2 separate regions of the Homo sapiens genome follow, and region 2 is linked to region 1. A link is an interaction called in ENCODE POLR2A ChIA-PET data of the cell type or tissue named here. Cell type or tissue: Panc1. All regions are shown on one strand.

Evidence for each region. Peaks named below come from ENCODE experiments on the same cell type or tissue, not always from the same donor. Only the 100,000 strongest peaks of a DNase experiment are listed, where the experiment ranks them.
Region 2: POLR2A ChIA-PET joins it to region 1 with 14 read pairs; 3 of 35 experiments call an interaction of 5 or more read pairs at or near these places.

What each region holds. Positions count from the first base shown.
Region 1 is chr6:41,497,912-41,502,911 of GRCh38, forward strand. LINC01276 (long intergenic non-protein coding RNA 1276) reads left to right here and starts at 4,533. Exons shown (of 3, transcript NR_120347.1): 1 at 4,533-4,700; 2 at 4,892-5,000. The region is part of intron 1 of LOC112267957 (a long non-coding RNA gene); the gene reads right to left. RefSeq lists an enhancer at 4,738-5,000. In Panc1, no CTCF peak of the experiment used is centred here; no DNase peak of the experiment used is centred here.
Region 2 is chr6:41,351,993-41,356,992 of GRCh38, forward strand. No RefSeq gene overlaps it. Among named protein-coding and RNA genes, the nearest start is that of NCR2, 19 kb to the left of the region's middle. In Panc1, no CTCF peak of the experiment used is centred here; no DNase peak of the experiment used is centred here; H3K27me3 peaks cover 1,616 bases.

The sequences.
Region 1 (5,000 bases):
TCAGTCCTACTTAATAACTCCCAGCTCCCAGCACACTACAGCCCAGAGAAGGAGCAAGGGCCCAATGGAGTTTGGAATTGGGAAACTCAAGTTATATGTGGAGAAGGTGTCACACTCTCCTACCAGGAACCTTCCAAAGTTCTCCCTCACAGAGCTTTGGGCTGGAAAGGACCTCAAGCAGAGGGCTGGCAGGGAATCTATCCCAACTAGCTCTCTGCCGCCTTCAAAGAAGCCTGACTCAGCCTCCTGCCTTGGAAACCCATCCCAGGACCTCCTGTCTGAGACATCGCAAATCTGTCCAGCTTAGTCAAGCCTGTTTCACCTTCTCCTGCCCTAGTGGAAGCTGGACTATAGCCAATCCCTCCTCTCCTTTTCCATTTCTTCAGAGGCTCAGCCCACTCTTCTCTTTACTATTCTTTTGCCCTTGTTAGTGTAGGTTCATGCATGTTGTGTGTACTAGTTACTGGCTAAGAACACAGGCTCTAGACAGACTGCCTGGGGTCAATCCTGGTTCTGTTCCTTCCTAGCTGTGAGACTTTTGGCAAGTTGCTTACCTTCTCTGTGCTTTGGTTTCCTCATCTTCAAAATGAAAATGATTATATGAATTAATGTATATAGAGTACTTAGAACCATTCCTGGCACATAGTAAGTGCTCAATAAATACTCGTTATTATTGTATGTTAATGCTGTGTGTGTGTGTGTTCAGCCCCTTTCCCAGCTGATTGGGAGTTCCCTGAGGACAAGAAACATACTTTATTCATCTTCAAAGGCCCAGGGCATCAAAGTGCTTGACATAAGAGAGGCAGCTCAAAAAAAATGTATGTTGACTGAATGAATGATGAATGAATGAAGATTGGTTGGCTGAACACTTAGAGAATTTAAGTCCTGATTCCTGTCCTTAGGTCTCTCAATAGTCCCACATGGGTACCCATCAATTCTGCCTACATCTGAACCCAGAGGGGAGGTTTGTCAGGCAAAAAGGATCTTGCAGCAGAGTAACAACAGAAGCAAGAACAACCAGCTCTGCCCTGTGTACACCCCTTAACAACAACCAAGGCTCTGTCACAATGCCACACATCACTGTGAGGTAGACAGAGCAAGGGTAATCCTTATCCCATCTTACAGATGAGTAAACTGAGGGTTAGAGCAGTAATGTGACTTTCCTAAAGACAGACACAGCTAGCTAGTGGCCCAGCTGAGGCCACAGCCCCGTCACCAGACTTGATTAGATCTCTGTCAACCACATCCCAGCAGCCAAATGCTCCCTCCTTTTGCCCTCCTGCGGGGCCACGCAGCACACACCACAACCCCTTGGTCCACTGTGGTCTAGGCAAGAGCAGAAGAGTCCAAAAGCAGATGACTATCATCTTCCATTTGTCTTGGTATCTATGACCACATCTTCCATATGTCTCAATATTTGTACAGCCTAGTGGGAGGGTTGTAGAGAGTCCAGAAGTGAAGGCAACTCCAGAGCACACAATGGTCCATTGTGCCCCTGTATCCCCCTTCCCTTCACCACACCCAGCACACAGCGTCCTGTTTACCTGCCTCCAAGGCCTGGCTCCATCTCAGGTGCCACTCCAACTGGGCCCACGCACAGGCATTGCCAAACCCTCTGCCCACGAGCCCTAGGCTTGGCAGTGATGCCCTTCTTGGGGATTCCCCCCAGCTTTTGTCCCACCCCCAGTCCCTTCTACCCCAACACAGACCCCTCCTCTTGGCTCATAGCACAGTACCTGGCACACAGTAGTTCTCTGGAAATGGTTCCTGACAGTAAGTGGTTCCTTAGTGACGATCATAACCTCAGGCCCATCTGTCAAGGGGTTCTCCCAGCTTCAGAGGTGGGCGATGGCATTGTGAAGGAGGTGGGTTCCAGGGCTGAGTGTCAGCTAGACTTAGAAAAAGTTTCCTGTCCCCTTCCCTGAGCCTGGGACTTTGGGGGGAGGGCGGCGAGGGAATATAAAGCCTGTCCATCTCTAGGGACAGAAGACCCATATTAGGCACTGTCTTGGTCCAGCTGGGATGCCATTCTCCCATTCTCTCAGAAGTCAGAAGTCAAGGGTCAGGGCACCACCAAGGTCTTCAGGGACAGAAGCCCAGGCAAGAGGACAGATGGAGAGGTCTGCTCCTCAGGCCCAGATTGTGTTTGGGGGTCAAGAAGCCGGGTAGAGGTGGGAGGGGAAAGCTGCCCAGGAGAAAGTTAAGCATCATCAGTTCATCCACATACTATTCACACGCTGGGACAGAATAAGAGAGAGAAAGAGAGGAAGATAGCTGAGGGGAGCAAGAAGGGAAAAAGACAGGGACACCACAGTGAAAAGCCAAGAGGCAAGGCCAGGCACGGTGGCTCAAGCCTGTAATCCCAGCACTTTGGGAGGCCAAGGTGGGCGGATCACTGGAGGTCAGCAGTTCAAGACCAGCCTGGCCAACATGGTGAAACCTCATTTCTACTAAAAATACAAAAAATTAGCTGGGCGTGGTGGCATGTGCCTGTAATCCCAGCTACTCGGGAGGCTGACACAGGAGAATCACTTGAACTCAGGAAGCGGAGGTTGCAGTGAGCTGAGATCGCTCAACTGCACTCCAGCCTGGGTGAGAGTGAGACTCCATCTCAAAAAAAAAAAAAAAAAAAGAAAAGAAAAGAAAAGAAAAGAAAAGAAAAGCCAAGAAGCAGATGGGAAATGGGAGAGCACAAAACCACACCTCCAGGTAAGCAGGCTCTGGCAAGGACGATGAGGTTCCCCCAGCTGAAAGAAGAAGCAGACATCAAACACAAAGGCTGCAGAGGAGCATGGAAAGCATCCAGTCCAACCTACTCATTTCACCTATAAGGAGTCCAAGGCCCAGAGAGGGACATGTCTTGCCCGGGGTTACACAGCAAGTCAAGACTCAGCCCAAACCAGAGTCACAGAATGATGGCTCCAGGCTAGAAGACATTTCTTGACTTTCTACTGAGCAGAGAAAAGGGGGCTTCAGAGGGTCATACTCTGCCTGACTTCTGGAAATGTGGGAGCAAGAAGAACAGCCATCGTGGCCCACCCAGCCTATGGCCAGGTATCAGAACAAAGAAATGGAACATTCAGGCCCACTGCTTGTCTACCTAGCAGCACTTGAGCCAAGGTTTGATGGGCTTTCTATTGTACCCATTGATTTATTCCACCACTTACTCTATGTGCCTAGCACTGTGCCAGGCCCTCAAGTTGAGGAGGAGGACAAGAAGAGGGTGGCAAGGAGGCTACAAGCTAGTTTATTCGAATACTTTGAAAGAAGGCTAATTAAGTGGACATTCAGTCAGAGGTTGCTGTATGCCAGCTGCTTGCCCCATGTTACTGTGTCAGAGACTCACAAGGCAGTTCCTACTGTTAGTCCCATTTTTTCAGATGTTGACACTGAGGCTCAGAGAGACTAAGAGGCCCTAGGTCCTACAACTGATGTGGCAGAGCAGGAAGTTAAACCACACCATTTGCTCTTAACCATTAGGCTGTACGGTCCCCCAGGATGGGCTTTAAGAGCTACAGTGATGAGGTTACCCCCACCACACTGTGATCCATCACAGCCCCCCTCTTTTTTTTTTTTTTTTTTGAGACAGAGTCTCACTCTGTCACCCAGGCTGGAGTGCAGTGGCGCAATCTCAGCTCACTGCAACCTCCTCCTCCTGGGTTCAAGCAATTCTCTGCCTCAGCCTCCCGAGTAGCTGGGATTACAGGCACCCGCCACCACACCTGGCTAATTTTTGTATTTTTAGTAGAGATGGGGGTTTCACCATCTTGGCCAGGCTGGTCTTGAACTTCTGACCTCGTGATCTGCCCACCTCGGCCTCCCAGAGTGTTGGGATTACAGGTATGAGCCACTGCACTCGGCCAACACCCCTCCTTCTATCCCAGCCAAGGTGAGTCAGTCCCTCCTCTGAGGCTTTTATAAATGCCTCCCATGGCCCCTTATTTTTGGCCTAGTCTTGGAATTAATTGTCAGCATGTCTGTCTCCCTGGCAAGTTGGAGGGCAGAAATGGCCTTTGCTCAGCTCTGAACCCCCAGTGCCTAGAACAGTGTCTGGCATATGGCAGGTGCTCAATAACTGGTTATGGAAGGAGTATAGCTGGGTAATATGGTATCCCCATATGAACAGAAAATAAAACCCAGTAGAGGCTTAGGTCCAAGGGAGGGGCAGGAAGAGAGTTTCATTAGTCTCCAAATGTCCTGAGTCTAGCACACTGCCTGGAATATACTAAATGCCCTCATAAGTGCCCTTTGGAGTGAGTATGGAGGGTGCTCCAGATACGAGGCTTCCATGGGCCTAGAGGATGGACTCAGGAGGTTTGAGACTGCATTTGGATTGCGGCCAGAACTCAGGGCCCCATCCCAAGAAGTTTGAGGCCCAGCCAGACCACCATGAGAGCCTGCAGAGGACTGGGGTTCAGGGTACTGGGGGCCTCTTTTAGGAGTGCAGGCTGTTCCTGTGGACTCTGCCAGGGCTCAAAGCTGCGGACTGGGGGGTGGGCTGGATCAGAGTGAACAGGAGCGGGCAGGCTGGAGTTGGGACACATTCTCCAGCCTCTTCTGTTTGCAGGTGCCTGAGGACACCTTCAAACCTTCTCTGCTCCGTTGTAGAACTTTTTCCAGCAAGGGGGAGAGGAAGGACAAAAGGCTATGCCTTGGGCTCCAAAGTTTAGGAGAGGAGCCATGGAGATGGACAGAGAGAGGTGAGGAGAGAGAGACCCAGGAGGCCTCTGGGAAGGGAAGGGAAGGTTGCTGAGGAAGGAAGTCTGCACTTGGGGCCAGCCCTGCCTCTGGCACCAGCCCCACTGGGCCAGGGTCCCAGGGATTTATTGACTAATCCTCAAATGATACACTTTCCCTGATTTATTCTCTCTCCCGCTTGCAATCTCACAAGATCCCATTGTCTCTGGACACTGCTGGCCAAGGGCCTCCACCTCAGGAGCTGCTGCCTCTCATCCACTTCCGGGGCGAGGGTAATGGAAGCTCCCTACCGCCAAGCACCA
Region 2 (5,000 bases), 150 kb before region 1:
GAGGCAGCAGAATTGCTTGAACCTGGGAGGTGGAGGTTGCAGTGAGCCGAGATCGCGCCATTGCACTCCAGCCTGGGAAACAAGAGAGAAACTCTGTCTCAAAAAAAGAAAAAAGAAAGTCTGGCGACAGCCAAGGTTTCAGACAGACCAGAGTTTCTGCTTATGGTTGAAGTGCTGAACTTGTTGGGTCTAAATGTGAATATGCACTGAGTAGTAGAGTCTATTAAGAAACTATTTTTAATTGCATTGGCTGTGATCATATTAATTTGCTAAGCAGCAAGAGCTCTTGTTTTAGAAATGTATGATAAATTATTTAAGGGTGGAATGTCAGGATATCTGCAATTTATTTAAAAATACTTCCACATAAAAAAAAATACCGTGAGTTAAAAATACAGAAGTGGAGTGGAGCACCTGGCCCCTGAGCTCTGATGATGACAGGGCCTGCTATAGGCCCATCCTGTTCCTCCATGGAAATTAGACAAATGACCCATCTTGCAGAGAGATCACAAAAAGGCACACACACCCCCACCCCCAGCCCCGGGCCTACTGATTACAAAAATGCACCCTAGCCAATACCTGGTAGAATTCCAACCCTGCTGGCCCAAACACCCAGGGACTTCCTGTGGTTATGGGATAACAGCCAACACAGCCACCATCGAAGCAGAGTCCACAGTCTCAGCGAGGTGCTCAAATCTTGGTGCAGCCCTGAACTTGACATTGGTCAGCAGATCTCCACAACAGCTGCACCTAGAGTTGCACACACCACACCAGCTTTCCTGGTGTTTTTCTCTTTTCTTTGTACATTATATGTAAACATCATTTTTCCAATTCTAAGAATCCCGACATTCAATAAAGGGAAATATGTTAGATTCTTGTATCTACTATTTTTTCCCCAACCAACCTTTCTCAAGCATTAGTAGGTAAGAGAGCAGGAGCAAGTGGTCCAGCCATGCTTCCAGGGCTGAGGCTTTCCTCTCTCCTCCTCCTGACTCCCCTCCTCCTGAACAAATCCTATTCCCTCCCAGCACCCTCTCTGAGGATTCCTCGGTCACCACCCCAAGAGCTCAAGGAGAAGCGGCTTGGTTGGGAGGACCCTCTCCTCTGCCTCTTGCTGCTAATGGCACCTGCACCTAGTTTGCAGGTGCCCTCAGCTTCAGATGGGGGACTGGGGAGGAGGACAAGAAAGAAGGCTGGAGAGGGAAGTGGGGCAGGAAGAAGTGACCTTGCAGCCAGAGGACCAGCAGGAGGCTGATCCCAGGGGTGGGTATACATGTGGCCGCTTCCCCTTCCCCAGCCCTCCAGGGCTCCCAGATCTGATGCTCCTGAGGAGAAAAATCTGAGCCTGAGGAACTGAGGGAAGGGAACAGGAAGGGCCTCTGTGGGGAAGGGAGAGCATCTCAGCCAATCACCGTGACCTGCCAGTTACCTGACCAGGCACAAAGCTTAACTATGTCCTTCCCATATTTGACCTGGGACAACACCCTTTCGTCTGGCTTTGCTGCCCTCCCCAAACTGGGCTGCAAGAAAGGAGCTCAGGCACAGTGGTGGGAAACAGTGTTCCCTGCAGCTGTCAGTATTTCCAAAGTTGTCACCAAGTGTCCCCAGGTGAGCTCCTCCCCTGAGGAAATGGCCTCCCCAAGCTTCTGGGAGAAATGCCATCACCTGCCCCCTAGAGAAGGACGGGCCCTCCATATAAACAGCTCCCCCATACAGAGCCAGGAAGGAGGACTGACTGATTTTTCTGCCTAAAACACAATCCTGTGTATGACGAAAGATACTACAAACAATGTTTTTTAAAATGTAAACGGAGGCCAGGCGCAGTGGCTCACGCCTGTAATCCCAGCACTTTGGGAGGCCAAGAGGGGCGGATCATGAGGTCAGGAGTTCAAGACCAGCCTGGCCAACATAGTGAAACCCTGTCTCTACTAAAAATACAAAAATTAGCTGGGCGTGGTGGTGCATGCCTGTAATCCCAGCTACTTGGGAGGCTGAGGCAAGAGACTTGCTTGAACCTGGGAGGCGGAGGTTGCAATGAGCTGAGATCATGCCACTGCTCTCCAGCCTGGTGATAGAGTGGGACTCCATCTCAAAAAAAAAGACAAAAAAGTAAAGCGAGATTTTAAAAATAATATATATGTTATACAAAGATTAATATCCAAACTATAAAAGGAACTTGTGAAATCAATAAGCAAAGGGCAACAACTCAATAGAAGAAACAGAAAAGGATAGAATTGCAATCCAAAGAAACGCCCCATGGAAAATTAATACATGGAAGGCAAGATCAATTTTATCAGTAAGTGGGAAAATGCAAATTAAAACAACAATGGAGGGATCATTTTTCACCTATTAAATTAATACAAATTTAAAAGATTGGTTATTCCCAGCAGTGACGATGTTGTGAGAAAATTGGCATCTCAAAGGATGTCGGTGGGAATATAAATTAGTCTATCCTTTTAGGAAATCAATTAGTCCAGATTTATCAAAATATTAGATGTATATCCACTTTCCACAGACAATTCCATTTTTAGTGTCTGCATGAGAGAATAAATCATGTGTGCACAAAGAGGCATATGTAAAAGGTTATTTGCTGCAACATTTTATATAATAGTGAAACTTAGAAACAAATCAAATGGCTACAAATAGGAAAGGAAGGAAATAAATGAGGCTACATCTCTAGCCTAGGGCACTAAACAGCAGGTTAGAAAGGAGGCAGATATGTGTGTTCTAAATGCACAGAGCAGATTGACTAAACAATTTAGCTCAAAAAAATCAAGCTGCTGAGTGACACACATCACAGTACCTCATTTATATCAGCAAAATTGAAGATAAAGCTATATCCCCAGTGATACGGTTTGGATCTGTGTCCTCACCAAATCTCATGTCTAATTGTAGTCCCCAGTGTTGGCGGTGGGGCTTGGTGGTACGTGAGTGGATCATGGGGGTGAATTTCTCGTGAACAGTTTAGCACCGTCCTCTTGGTACTGTCCTCGAGATAGTGAGTGAGTTCTCATGAGATCTGGTTGTTTAAAACCATTTGTTCTCACTCATAGGTGGGAATTGAACAATAAGAACACCTGGACACAGGGTGGGGAACATCACACACCGGGGCCTGTCATGGGGTCAGGGGACGGGGGAGGGATAGCATTAGGAGATATACCTAATGTAAATGATGAGTTAATGGGTGCAGCACACCAACATGACACATGTGTACATGTGTAACAAACCTGCACATTGTGCACATGTACCCTAGAACTTAAAGTATAATTAAAAAGAAAAGAATTCAGTCCCCCTTTGTCTTCTGCCCTGATTGGAAATTTCCTGAGGCCTCCCCAGAAGTAGAAGCTGCTATGCTTCCTGTACAGCCTGCAGAATCATGAGCCAATTAAACCTCTTTTTAAATTACCCAGTCTCTGGTATTTATAGCAACGCAAGAATGGACTAATATACCTAGACACAATGTATGTGTGCATGTATGCATGTGTGTGTATGCATGCATGTGTGTGAATGTGTGTGTGTAATAACAGGAAAGAATGTGTGCAAGAATTGCCTCAAGATGCTACCATGGGTAATGTCTGGGTAGGGGCAGGTGACTGGGATGGAACAGGGAGTGTGAAGGGGGGCTTTCGCATTTTACCCTGTATTCTACCATATTGTTTGAATGTTTTTACAATAAAATGTACTTGGGTGTTTTAAAAAGTAGACATGTTTTAATGACTGTTGAAGTGAGTGAAGAATATGGAAGTCAGAGGTCACAGCAGCCCTGCCCCTGGGACAGCCATTGAAGGGTGTGTGCGTGTCATCCTGATCAAGTCCCCTGGGGATAGGCTACTTTCAGTGTCCTCACTGGAGACTCAGCTTCTGTGTGGTGTGTGCTGTCTGGCTTCATTACACTTTACTCCCTTGTTCTGTCCTCTCAATAGTCTAGCAAACCTAACACTACCAATGAAGCCCTACTCCATGTCCTGCCCCTGGCTTCCCACTTACCATACCAGCCCAGCAAATACGTTTATGTCCCCCACAAAAGCCCATACACAAATGTTTACAGTGCCCTTACTCATAATCACCACCAACCAGAAACAACCCACAGGTCCTTCAACTGGTGAAAGGATCAACAGACTGTGGTACATCCATGCAACAGAACGTGACTCAGCAATGCAAAAGAACAAAGTACCCACACACACGACACACCTGATAAATCTCAAATGCATTAGGAAAGAAGCGAGACTCAGAAGGCTGCACACTGCATGATTACATATGTATGACATTCTGGAATAGGCAAAACTGTCAGCACAGAAACCACTGATCAGTGGTTTTCAGGGACTGGGGGGATCTGGGGTGGTGATAAGATGGTTCTGTGTCTGGATTGTGTTGATGGTTATGCAACTGTAACCATCTCTGTCCACTCCACCTGTGGGATCTGATCTGGACCCAGAGGTTGTTCAAGCCAGTGCCTTCCTTACTTCTGTTCTTCCCATCTTTATTCCTTCTTTCCTCTTCTGCTTCCTCTTTGCTCTTCAGCAGTGGAAAGCTCCTTCAAATGGAATCCTATACATGCCTTGTAGATGTGCCTGTTCAAGTGACACTGTTCTTGATGAAGAAGGGTAAGGGTCCTCTTTCAACAGAAGTTTGTCCCCATGCTTTCATTCAACAGATGAAGAAATTGAGGCCTGAGAGGAAAGGGGCTCCCTGTCCACATCCATGTTCTGTGCTCCTAATCATCCTCCATGCTGCTTTCAGAGACCATTCCAGGGTAGGCTAAGAGGGGCCATCACGGTGAACAGCTTATTCTGAGCACTCTAGAGTCGTCTAAATCTGCAGTCTGGTCATGGGGTAACAACATAGCAACAGACTTGGGAGATAACATGTCCTTTCCAACACCTGCCCCTGTATCCTTTTTTATACCTTCTTGTCCAGAACAGGTTCATGAGGCCATGTGTCCAGTAGAGGGGACTAGTTTTTCCAGATTAACTGTCAGCTTTGCCATGCTATAGCCACCGCCT